Linked DNA regions of Mus musculus: region 2 is linked to region 1. The links are chromatin loops, found by intact Hi-C in ENCODE. Cell type or tissue: left cerebral cortex. All regions are shown on one strand. Each heading gives the region's core, and the rest is flanking DNA. Links, peaks and the distances in the headings are about the cores only.

What was found. Hi-C counts contacts between places; a loop is a spot of excess contacts. Peaks named below come from ENCODE experiments on the same cell type or tissue, not always from the same donor. Only the 100,000 strongest peaks of a DNase experiment are listed, where the experiment ranks them.
Region 2: a loop joins it to region 1, with 8 times the contacts of the local background. A loop is called at or near these places in 38 of 42 quality-filtered maps.

Annotation. Positions count from the first base shown.
Region 1 is chr12:105,021,094-105,029,270 of GRCm38, reverse strand. Gm46375 (a long non-coding RNA gene) reads left to right here and starts at 2,515. Exons shown (of 2, transcript XR_003950255.1): 1 at 2,515-6,863. In left cerebral cortex, for the core only: a CTCF peak has its summit at 3,793 (motif pointing right); a DNase peak (open chromatin) is centred at 3,802.
Region 2 is chr12:104,949,579-104,954,578 of GRCm38, reverse strand. Syne3 (spectrin repeat containing, nuclear envelope family member 3) reads left to right here. Exons shown (of 19, transcript NM_001042699.2): 11 at 273-416; 12 at 1,459-1,593. Among named protein-coding and RNA genes, the nearest start is that of Syne3, 47 kb to the left of the region's middle. In left cerebral cortex, for the core only: CTCF peaks have their summits at 433 (motif pointing left) and 1,961 (motif pointing left); DNase peaks (open chromatin) are centred at 447 and 1,942.

The DNA of each region.
Region 1 (8,177 bases), core at 1,833-6,832:
AACACTGGTACACCATAAGCAAAAATTACACCAGGTGACACGTGCCTGGCCCTGCTGCCCAGAGCTTTGAAGGTGCTGCCCTAAGAGAAAAGTGGCTCTCTGGGTTACAGGGGTGGAGCCTCCAGTAAAGATGGCTCTTGGGACCCAGAAACCCACAACCTGAGCTGAAGCCTGACCCACCCCCGTGTGACACTTAACAACAGAGCATCAGCTCAGCCCCCGCCATTAACCGAATGCCCAGACAACACCTACAGGCATGTGGAAACCAGGCAGAGCCAGTCTTTCCAAGAGGTGGCAATGCCTTTGAATTTTGACTACCTTTCTCTCCAACACAGCTAATTTATATTTTATTTTCGACTTGGTTATGGTTTCATTTTTGTTACGTTTCTTGAGATAGCCTTGCCATTAGAGCCTTAGTCAGGCCTAAAATGAGATCGTGCCGTAGCTTCCTTGAAGGCTGGGATTACAGGTGTGTCCTACCATGCCTTGAAGCCTTTTGTAAGTACTTAACTGATCTTAGTTGTGGATAACCTAGTCCCTACATCAGAGATTCTGGCTGGCACAGGCTCTCCTTGCTTTGTCTGATCCAGGAGTGACTGGGTACATGGAGATAGATGGTATGTTGCAATTGGATTAGGTCAATCTAGGATAGACCACGGAGAAGGTATATGTTGTGAAGAGCTAGAGTGCTGTCCTGGGATTTGGAGTGTGGGGGTGTGGTCCTGGGTTCTAGTCCTAAGGATACCGAGTATTGAGTTTTCATCATTGAATTTTCCCACACTTGTATTTTCTCTCCTTGTGTTTTGAGAATGGCCACTGGAGGTTGTGTATATTTCAAGCTTTTGTCAGAGTGGTGTGGAGTTGTAAGGCTGTCTGCTGTGTTTCCCTCCTCCCAAGCAGTTGCCTCAGTGTGAGTTTGTCCTGTGTACGTATTGTGAGTTTTGTTCTCCAGACAGCTTTTGTGTACACAAATCCGTTTGAACCTTACATGAAGCCTAGGGTGCAAGGTGTGGTGGTGTGTGTCTGTCCTCTCAGCAGCACTGTTCCTGCGTCCAAAATGCCAGAGTTACTTATAGGCAGGAACCACCACACCCAACCTTATATGTCTTAAAGTTGTACAACTGTCCGACTTTGTTTTATTGAGAAACTTACTATACACCGAGTGTAAAAGGAAAGGTTTCCTGTAAAGTTAAATTAATTAAATGGTGTGTTTGCAGCTGTCGGGGAGCCACCATTGCTTTCACGCCAGCACTGTACTGCTTCTCGCTTGGGGAGCTCCAGACCAAGGAGAAGGGGGTGGGGTAGTGGTAAAACACCCAGGAAACAACTGGCTTCAAAAGCCGCTCACACGCGTGCGCCCTCTACTGGACGGTGAAGAAACCTCGTCGTCACAGGCCCAGTACTGTGGCACTCTGAAATCAGCCGCTATCAGAAGTCAACAGAACTGAACTGCTGACTCGCAAGCTCCCCTTTCAGCGTCTGGTGCAAGAAATTGCTCAGGATTTCAAAACAGATCTGCGCTTCCAGAGTGCAGATACTGGTGCTGAGCAGGAGGCAAGTGAGGCCTATCGGGTTGGCCTTTGGGAAGATACCAATCTGTGTGCTATCCATGCCAAACATGTAAATCTCCAAAAGATATCCAGCTACACACGCAGAGAACATGCTTAAGAGTCCACTATGGGGCTGGAGAGATGGCTCAGTGGTGAGGGGCACTGACTGCTCGTCCATGAGTCCTGAGTTCCCAGAAACCACATGGTGGCTCACAACCATCTGTAATGACATCTGATGCCCTCTTCTGGTGTGTCCGAAGACAGCAACAGTGTATTCATATACATAAATAAATAAATCATTTTTTTAAAAAAGAATAGGTTAAAAAAAGTACTCTATGAGAGGAAAAATTTCATTCTCAAAATAAAAAATTTTTTTCCTCTTCTTCCTGTTATCAGTAGTTCTGAATGTTAGATAATTTTTCCATGGGATCAAAGGTACCCAAGTATATGATTGGGGGGTGGAAACATAGGGGACAGAATCAGGTATTGGTAGCTTCTCCACATTCATGTGTGAGCTTTTAATATAAATTCAAGATGTAAAGCATTAATGCAAGCAAAATGTTTCAGTGAACACGTTTTCAACAGTTCAACTTTATAACAATTTTAAATAAACCTGTTAGATTTTTCTGAACAATGCCAGCATTCGGATTTTTAAAACATAAGTAAATTTATATTGACAGAAACTAAATGGTGTTTGTGACATTTTTATCATCCAGTAGAGTTCATCCATTCACTATACCTTCTGAGTTGCCCTGTGTACAAGTTTTTAATATTGTCTGTCCTCTGCTTTTCCTATAAGTTTGCTATTAAAACACATTAAACTCTCTCTATATGAATTAATTCATATATACATATATATATATAACAAATATATACATATATGTATGTATCTATATATATAATTCATATATACATGTATATGTATATACTATTATATATGAATTAAATGGTACAAGAATTAAGTGAGCACAATGGCTCAGTGGCTAAAGGGCCTGCAACCAAGCTTGGTGACCTGAGTTCCACCACCAGGTCGCACACAGGGGAAGGAGCAAGCTGACCCCACAAATCCTTCTCCCCTACCGCCTGTTTAATATGCAGTGCTGTTTTGCTGTCTGGGGTTGGATTTGGCTTTTAACAGCAGATAGTTTCTGTCACTCATTACCTCCCAAAGACTTGTGAGGAGATGCCTAGACCACAAAAACAAGGAGCCAGTCAGTATCACGGGGCCAAGGGCCCCTCTGATAGTCTCAGCCACAAGAACACGTGTTCTCTTCTGAGGAGTGACGGCCTCTGACTCCTGCTGAGTCAGAATTTCACTCAGCATTTCCCAAACCATTGAGGCTGGATAATTTCATGCTTTCAAACCATCACTATCACGAGAGTCCACTGCACACAGGACTCCCGTCGCCAAGAAAGCAGTTACCGCAGGGTTCCGCCAGGGCGGCCTGGGCTAGAGATGGGGAGGTGGAACTTCCCATTCTCCCTTTCAGAAGACGATTAGGAAAAGGGTCTTTAAAACTGGCTCTTTTTCTGACTGTTTACCCAGAAGGATAACACTTGTTAACTCTGAATGCTGTATTTTTGAAAGTGTAGCTGGTAGATACAAAATTCCAAAGGATTTTAATTTAAACACACAAAAAAACTATTCTGCTTTTCAAAAATGCAAAGTAAGCTTTTTTTTTTTTTTTTGCAAAGGCCTCACTGGCAAGTTGGGAACCTTTATTGTCTCAGGGTGAAGTTAGCACTTGTGGGTGAGTGGGTGCCTTCTTCTCTAGGTGCCTAGGTGGACTGAGCCCAGCCTTCCTGTGACTTTTTTGTGAAGCCATGGTTGTGTGAGTTAGTTCTACTCTGACCCTCCCATCCATCCGCACATCTGCCTTCACACAGCACAGCTGCTGCCCTGAGATAATTCATACGAGTGCTAGGCTATCTAGGGAAGCAGATAAGATCCTGTCAGTCTCCTCTGTGTGTGTGTGTGTGTGTGTGTGTGTGTGTCCCACACACACACGCCCTCAAGCGCCTTGGAACTGACCTGTAACTCATTGTGATCCTCCTGCAGCAGCCTCCTGAGTTCTACCATTAAAGGTGTGCAGGACTACCCCCGGCTTTAATAAGAAGAATTCTCTTGAAGAAATTGTTTCTTGTGGAAAAAAAAAAAAATTAAGAGTCTTCATTTCAAGAGGTGGGAGTGGGGGGAGGAAGAACTGAGCATTTTAGTGAGTCTCCTGTCTTATCCTGTAAGGCCAGCAGGGGGCACTAGCTTGTCATCTACAGAAGCTGGAGCCCTGCTGATAATGTAGTCTGGGAATCGGTAAGTGGCCCAGATTTGTGCTTTCCCCTAGTGCCAGAACCTATCCTATGGAGTAGTTAACTCACGTGCTTTCTATTAGAGTCACAAAATGGCATATATAACGGGGTCATTGGGAGACTTAAAAGTTGACAGATAGTCTGAGATACTAAAAGGGGTACACGAGGCTCGGTTGGTAGAATGTTTACTTAGCAAGCAGGAATTTCTGAATTCAGTTCCCAACACTGCAGGACATGGGGTGTGATGGTGAATGCCTGTAATCCCAGCACTCAGGCGGTGGAGGCAGAAAGATGAGAATTCAAGGTCATCCTTGGTTATATACTGAGTTCCAGCCAGCCTGAAGTAGGTGAGACCCCTGCCATCCTCACCTCCACTCCCCTCAACCAAAACGAAGCAGAAAAGAACATTCTGGAAGCATTGGGTATAAACGAGGAGGATCCTGGGGTACTGGTCTGCCTGGGCTGACTAGAGACCTGCTTCAAAAAAAAAATATGAATGAGCAAACACATTTCAAGAGGATGGATGCTTGGTTCCCTCACAATGCCGGAGGAACAGTTTTGTAGACAGCCCTCCTGCAGTCCGTGGTCAGTACCTTGGGATACCGGTCATCAGGTGTGAGGGACTGAGTGCTGCCCGCATGGAGTCCTTTTCCTAACTGAACCACAGCAGGTTTGTTGAGACAATAGTAGACGTGATGGAGACCCACCCACTAAGAGATATAGAGACCACCATCAGCCTGAGCAGTCCAGCACCAATCCCACACAGTCGCAGGCACTAAAGAACATGAGCATGACCCTCGATGGCTGCTTGGCCCTCTCTTCTCAGAAATGTGTGTTCTCCTCCTATGTATTTCCTATGCTTCGCCCATTCCCCTGTGGGTTCCCAGGCAGAAATGGTTGTGTAGCCTGGTGCCTTCACACTGTTCCTGGCCTGTAGGGTCTGCTCAGTACATAATTCTAACATAAGGGACAGGAAACACCGTAAATAATTCAGGACAGTGCCTCTACAAGTCTCAAAGTATGAAACTCAAAATATAGTACCCCTCTCCCAGAGGATGCCTGAGACCACAAATAGAACTGAATCCTGTATACATACTATGTTTTTACATCCATGTGTTACCTGTGATTAAAGTCAACTTATAAATGAACTGAAGGAAGAACAGTAGCAACAATAATAGCAACAAGACCGTGATAGCAACACTGTAGCTATAGTTCTACCACTGTGGTCCCTCCACACATTTCTGCCTTCTCCAGGAAGAACTCTACAGCTTCTCTTTGGCATATTCAAGTTGCCAACATCCCCGGGACTCTGAGGACACAAGTAAGACAGGGTGACATAAACACAGGGGTTGCCATACCCAGCGGGAGACCTGAAGACCAGCATAGCCACTAACCGGCTCACAGGCAGGTAGCGCATACCGTGTGAATACTCTAGACTGGCAGTGGATACTCTAGGCGGGCAGCGCATACCGTGTGGATACGCTAGGCGGGCAACACATACCGTGTGGATACGCTAGGCGGACAGCGCATACCGTGTGGACACTCTAGGCGGGCAGCGCATACCGTGTGGATACTCTAGGCGGGCAGCGCATACCGTGTGGATACTCTAGGCAGGTAGCGCATACCGTGTGGATACTCTAGGCAGGTAGTGCATACCGTGTGGATACGCTAGGCGGGCAGCGCATACCGTGTGGATACTCTAGGCGGGCAGCGCATACCGTGTGGATACTCTAGGCAGGTAGTGCATACCGTGTGGATACTCTAGGCAGGTAGTGCATACCGTGTGGACACTCTAGGCGGGCAGCGCATACTGTGTGGATACTCTAGGCGGGCAGCGCATACCGTGTGGATACTCTAGGCAGGTAGTGCATACCGTGTGGATACGCTAGGCGGGCAGCGCATACCGTGTGGATACTCTAGGCGGGCAGCGCATACCGTGTGGATACTCTAGGCGGGTAGTGCATACCGTGTGGATACTCTAGGCGGGTAGTGCATACCGTGTGGACACTCTAGGCAGGCAGCGCATACCGTGTGGATACTCTAGGCGGGCAGCGCATACCGTGTGGATACTCTAGGCAGGTAGTGCATACCGTGTGGATACGCTAGGCGGGCAGCGCATACCGTGTGGATACGCTAGGCGGGCAACACATACCGTGTGGATACGCTAGGCGGGCAGCGCATACCGTGTGGACACTCTAGGCGGGCAGCGCATACCGTGTGGATACTCTAGGCAGGCAGTGCATACCGTGTGGATACTCTAGGTGGGCAGCGCATATAGTGTGGATACTCTAGGCAGGCAGTGCATATGGTGTGGATACACTGAGCAAAGCATGATTCACTTTCCCCGCACGCCGAGTTGGATGCCGAGCAGCTGCAAGCTGCTGAGGAGGAGTTTGCCTTGAACTCTTGGCTGCTCACTGGTAACTGAAACTGTGGCAAACCAAACTGCTCCTCAGCAAAGGTTCCGGTGCTGACCATAGATGCCACAGAAAGAGACAAAGCACCTGTGTGCCTGGGGTTCTGGGGTGAGGCGTCTGCTTTGCATGCAAAAGGCCCTCACTTCAAGTCCCAGACTCACAGCTCCTGCCGCCATGCTAGATAGGACATTAGGAGGAAAACTACCCTGTCCAGTCCTGAACACCTCACAGTCGTGCAATGACACATGCAAGAATGTCACTAAGAACTGGCAGGAACTAGGGTGAGGGGACCTGACAGAAACACTTCAAGGGGCCAGAGAAAGCTCAGGGGATGACACTGAGGCTGCCACTCAAGAGAGTCTCCATGGAAGAGGGAAGAAAAACCTGGCAGGCGGTGGTGGCGCACGCCTTTAATCCCAGCACTTGGGAGGCTGAGGCAGACCTGGCTCGGAGTCTGATAGGGAATCTTTCCTTAGGAGAGAAGATCCTAGAAAGCCTCGCTCCCCAGTCAGGAGAGCACTTGGTTGGAACTCTGAGCATGGACTGGAGGCAGCTGAACCCACAGAGCAGCCAGCGAGCCCGACTGACTGTAAGTGAGGCAGCACTATTCCAGTCTGGGGTGGGGGAGGGGCCATGGGAGGAGATCAGAAACCCTGCAGAAAGGAAAGGCGCCATCTGTGATTGTCTGGTTGGAGGTTATGGTGAGCCCTGCTGGCTGCTTGCTAACTCGGGGGAAATGGAAGGAAGATGGGCTGTCACAAGACTTCTGTACATCGAGATTCTCAAGGCACCTGAGGGACACCTAAATCATCAGGCTACAGCTGAAAGAGGAGAGTGTTTCCACGACTGCCTGTACCATAAAATTACTTTGAATAATAACAGAGGTAGGCGTGGGCCTCGAGAGAAAAGCCAGACAAGGGTAAAACCCTGGGTCTGTGTGCTTGTGGAAGGACAGCCATGAAGATTGAAAAGGAGGAAGGAAAGAAGACAGAGATGGGAAATGTCCAAGCCACAGCAAGGCCAGGTGAGGGCCCAGGCTTCCTGCTTTGGGCCGTGAGGGAAGTGTGACCGGAGACTGATTCCTGACCACTGGTGGCCGCTTGCCCTTTCAGTTCGGGAAAGAGTTGGGAGGAATTTGCCACCTTGTCTCCCAGCTGTGAGTGGCCCCTGTGTGTGAGCCTGTGTTTGTTCTAAAGCATCTAGAGAGCCTGTGAAGTAAGCAGAGGGCCCCACCATTTTCCCCACGCATGTCAATAGCAAGCAAGAATCTGCACAAGATTGAAGAAGTGGCCTTCCTGCAGAGGCTGGTAGCTGTCCCTTTCGCCCTGGTGCTTGTAAGACCTTCAGTGTCTGTGGCCACTGGGGTGGGCGTACCTTCTGTTAGCCTTTCCATTGACTTGTTTTCTGCCTACTGATTTTGACTGTTCACCAGGAAGTGTGTGGCACTTGCTGTGTGTGTGTGTGTGTGTGTGTGTGTGTGTGTGTGTGTGTGTGTACCCACTCCACCGTAGAGGAGATTTAGAATCAAAGGTTGTATTAGTCAGGGTTCTCTAGAGTCACAGAACTGACGGGTCGTCTCTATATAGTAAGGGAATTTGTTGATGACTTACAGTCTGTAGTCCAACTCCCAACAGTGGTCAGCAGCAGCTGTGACAGGATCTAGCAGTTGCTCAGTCCCACAAGGCAAGCAGGAGAAGAAGAGAGAGAGTAAATCTTCCTTCTTACAATGCCCTTATGTAGGTCTCCAGCTGAAGGTGTGGCCCAGATTAAAGGTGTGTGGCACCATACCTTTAATCCCAGATGACCTTGAACTTGGAAATCTCTCTGTCTTAATCTTCTAGGATTCATAGCCACTATGCCTCAAGGTCTCCATGCCAAGATCCAGGTCAGAAACTTGTATCTC
Region 2 (5,000 bases), core at 1-5,000, 73 kb after region 1:
ATAACAGAGTATAGAGAGGAAATGAGTAGACTGAGATGTGTTCTCAAAAATCATATTTATAATAAACTTCTGGTGAGAGATCTGGTGTACAGGGGAGGGGCAGCCTGCACAGACAATGGCTAAAGTGTGATAAGGGGACACAAGGTTGGCCCACCAGGGAGGGCTTCCTGGAGGAGATGGTTTAGGAGTTCATTTAAAGAGAGCAGCCCAGCCCACTGTTAGGTCTTGCAAAGCACTATAAGAAAAGCTCTTATTTATGCTTCTATTTGCAGAGCCTGCTTGTTCAGCACAAGGACTTTGGGGTGGCTTTTGATCCCCTAAACAGGAAGCTCCTAGACCTCCAGGCCAGGATCCAAGCAGAGAAAGGGCTTCCGAGGGACCTTCCTGGAAAGCAGGTCCAGCTCCTAAGGTTGCAGGTGAGGAGCTCTGTTGTCTACTTTGTAGCACCCCCTTCTGGCAGTTTGGGTCCATTACTGCCGGGATGGCGTGGGTCTCAATGGAATCTCTGCTTATTCAGTGGGCAGTCCTGGCCTCAGCTGGGACTGTTCACACACACACACACACACACACACACACACACACACACACACACACACACACATACACACACATACACACTCCCTGAGCTACGGAGTCTTGAGTCTAACACAGCAACAAGCAGTTCTTTGGGGCTCTGAAGTCTGAGGAGGGGTCAGGAAGCAGAGAGGGCAGTAAATGCTGGCTTTCAGTTCGGTTCTCTTTTTATTCCCTTTGGGGACTCCAGCCCATGGGGTGGGTCCACCATAGTTAATGTGGCTCTCCCCTCCTCAGCTCATCGTATTTGGAAACTCCCTCATAGACACAGCAGAGGTGTCTGCTAGATGATAAACATCTAGTCAGGTAGACGATGAAGATTAAGTGTCCTAGGAACTTGGAGGCTTTCAGTTGAATAAACCAATTTTGAGATTAGGAAGGGATGCTTTCTATCACGTGTGGACCGCATACAGGCAGGTCACTGGCAATCACTGGCCGGCTGAGGGACCTTACTGGTTTTTATCATGCACACGACACGGTGTTTATTGTTTTAAACCCAAACATGATTCGTGCATAAGCTGACAGTGTTCTCTGGAAAACATTAAGCATGCTACATTTGAGTCTTTAATACTGAAGTAGGTCTAATTCCGCATAACAACCAACGGTCAGCAGGTGGGGGTCCAGACGTGGGTTTCTTTCTCAAGATGCTGTCTGGGATCTTTCCTATAGTTTATTTTTATGGTGCCCCAGGATATTTGTGTCTGAATTTTAAAGTTTCATTTGCCCTGAAGAAGAATCTATTGGACCACCCAAGTGGTACAGCCACTGATAGAGGGACATGCTAGCCTGGGAACCCATCTCAGCCCCTGCCCTACTGGGCCTCCTGGATGGAGGGTCTTCTGGATGGAGGGGAGGTGACCCAGCTCACTTGTTTTTCTATCGCAGGGGCTGCAGGAAGAGGGGCTGGATCTGGGGACACAGATCGAGGCTGTGAGGCCTCTTGCCCATGGGAACTCTAAGCACCAGCAGAAAGTAGACCAGATCTCCTGTGACCAGCAAGCCCTGCAGAGGTCCCTGGAGGTAAGGGACCAGTGATGTGCCTGAGCTGTGAGAGCCAGGTCCTACACTCCTACAATCCTGGGTCCTTTCTCCTTTCAACCTCTCTTTGTCCTCATCCTCATTTCTGTAACTTCTGACTGCTGAGCAGTTCCTGTATGCCAGCTGCTGTTCTGGCTCCTGTGGTGGATGCAGCATGCACGGACAGACAGACAAGGGCCCTGCTTTCCTGGGGATTGGGTGGGTGGATCAGTGAGTGGGTGAGTGAAGCCAGGGTTTCACATTGTGAGGAGGGCCACGGAGGGAGAACAGAAATGGTGGCCTTGTCCCAACACCTGAGGGGTGTCCCTCAGCCCTGGCAGCTTCAGAGCCTTGTCTGCAGCGCCCTCTAGTGGCCACATGAGCGCTTTCAGGTGCACAGGTTTGATTGTACTCCCTGCAACTAACTGCTTGTTCAGAACTTCAGACTTCTTGACATTGGACTGAGACAAATAGAAATGCAGGCTCCGGGATCCCTGCACAGCCTGACCTAGTCAGGCCAGGGTCTGCCTTTGAACCAAGACTCATGGAGTTCAAGCTGGTCCCTGGCAGTGCAGCTCAAGGAAAAATCAACTCTAGGCTAACTTCTACTCTACCTGGCCCTGAACACCGTTTCCACTGGAAACATCTTCTTTACATCCAGAAGTTAGTAGGTGGACACATCGATGTCACAGGCAACTTAGAAATGTCTAGAATAGAAAGAGATTCTTAAAGAGACATTGCAATCAAGTTATAGGTAAATGGCAAGCCCTGGTCACAAGGAAGGGACATGGCCACTAATGTCACATGAGGCAGCATGACCAGCAATACTAAGTCCTTTGTGTTTAGGATGGGTGTGTTCCCAGAGAAGCCAATGACCTTGTTAGAGCTTTAAAGACCTCCTTGCACCTGTGTGTTAGAGTTAGAACCCAATCCCAGGACATGTGAGACACAAAGGGCACGGGACAAGTCTGTCTCCTTCCCTCCACGTGGTGGGAGCACCTATCACACTTACATTGTGTCTTAGTTAGGGTTTTACTGCTGTGAACAGACACCATGACCAAGGCAACTCTTATAAGAACAACATTTAATTGGGGCTGGCTTATAGGTTCAGAGGTTCAGTCCATTGTCATCATGGTGGGAACATGGCAGCATCCAGACAGGCATGGTACAAGAGGAGTTGAGAGTTCCACATCTTCATCTGGAGGCTGATAGCAGAATACTTGCTTCCAGGCAGCTAGGATGAGGGTCTTAAAGCCCACACCCACAGTGACACACCAACTCCAACAGGGCCACACCTACTCCAACAAGCCACACTTTTCAATAGTACCACTCCCCGGGTCAAGCATATTCAGACCATGACACATTGTCTGTTACTTTTGGCTCCTGCACCAGGCTTGGCCCCAGGAGTCTCCAGGAAGCATGGTGCCATACACAGGGCCTGTGGCATACACAACCCTGCCCCTGAGTGGGGCAGACCTTGAAAAGTCTGGTGACTTTAAATCATCCTTCACTCACAGCTGAGTCACTTTCATGTCCTGTCATCACCATGACCAAGGATTTGACAAAGACAGCGTGTGAAGAGAGGGGCTTGCTTTGGTCCACAGGTCCAGAGTGTAGTCCATTATGGTTCAGGGAACCATGGTGGCCAGAACTTGAAGCAGCGAGTCTCACTGTAGCTTTAGTCAGATCAGAAAGTATTGAGCAAGGAACGCTGGAGTCCTAGGCAGCCCAGGCTGGTCTTAAACTCACAGAGATTCAACTGCTTCTAGTTTCTCCCCTTTTCATGATGTCTTAGACCCTGGCCTGCAGAGTGGCACAGCCCACATTATGGTGGGATTTCTCACCTTAGCTAATGAACCTAGGCAATCCTTCAGAGACATGCCCAGAGGCTTGTTTCTGAGGTGATTCTAGATCTAGTCAAGTTGACAAGCAAGATTAACTGTCACATATCCACAGGGAGTGTGCTCCTGTGCCGGAGGCCACAGGTCCCTATGGCAGGAAGCTGTCGTGGGTAGTTAGCTACTGTTGGTATCCTGACCCTGGTACTGCAGGCTCAGAAAAGCAGGGTTTAGAAAATGAGGTTATCTTTGACAGAGTTATTGAAGGCAGATGCAGAATGTGGGATGCTGAACCCATCTTTGGACAATATCTAATTACAACTCAGACTTTATGGACTTTTCAAGCCCCTTGGCAGGGGCCTGGCATCCCGTAGCTTTGCCAGTGGTTTTGTTTTGTTTGATTTTTTTAAATATATAGGGAGATAGGGTCTTTGGGAGCCTAGCATAGAGGCATGAGGCCTTCAGGGTAATGTTGTGAGAATAGTGGCTGCAGGCTGGAGTCTAAATGGCCCTGGTGGGCAGAAAAGGGGGCTCAGAGAGACCCAGGCAAGGAGGCCAGAAGCATGGAGAATGGCCATCCTTCTGAGGACAGTGCCCATCCTTCTTGGAGACAGAGATAAGAAAGGCCAGTGATTCAGACTTCTGAGAATCTGACAGGCCCAGGAAATAGGACCCAGGAAGAAACAGAGGGAGAGGGAGGGGGAGGGGCATGGGGATGGGGAGGGAGCTTTGCAAACTTTTATATAGAGTTGTGTTTTTTTTAATTTTTTATTAGGTATTTTCCTCATTTACATTTCCAATGCTATCCCAAAAGTCTCCCATACCCACCCCCCCTACTCCCTTACCCACCCACTCCCACTTTTTGGCCCTGGCGTTCCCCTGTACTGGGGCATATAAAGTTTGTGTGTCCAATGGGCCTCTCTTTCCAGTGATGGCCGACTAGGCCATCTTTTGATACATATGCAGCTAGAGTCAAGAGCTCCGGGGTACTGGTTAGTTCATATTGTTGTTCCACCTATAGGGTTGCAGATCCCTTTAGCTCCTTGGGTACTTTCTCTAGCTCCTCCATTGGGGGCCCTGTGATCCATCCATTAGGTGACTGTGAGCATCCACTTCTTTGTTTGCTAGGCCCCGGCATAGTCTCACAAGAGACAGCTATATCAGGGTCCTTTCAGCAAAATCTTGCTAGTGTATGCAATGGTGTCAGCGTTTGGAAGCTGATTATGGGATGCATCCCTGGATATGGCAATCACTAGATGGTCCATCCTTTCGTCACAGCTCCAAATTTTGTCTCTGTAACTCCTTCCATGGGTGTTTTGTTCCCAATTCTAAGAAGGGGCAAAGTGTCCACACTTTGGTCTTCAATCTTCTTGAGTTTCATGCGTTTAGCAAATTGTATCTTATATCTTGGGTATCCTAAGTTTCTGGGCTAATATCCACTTATCAGTGAGTACATATTGTGTGAGTTCCTTTGTGTTTGGGTTACCTCACTCAGGATGATGCCCTCCAGGTCCATCCATTTGCCTAGGAATTTCATAAATTCATTCTTTTTAATAGCTGAGTAGTACTCCA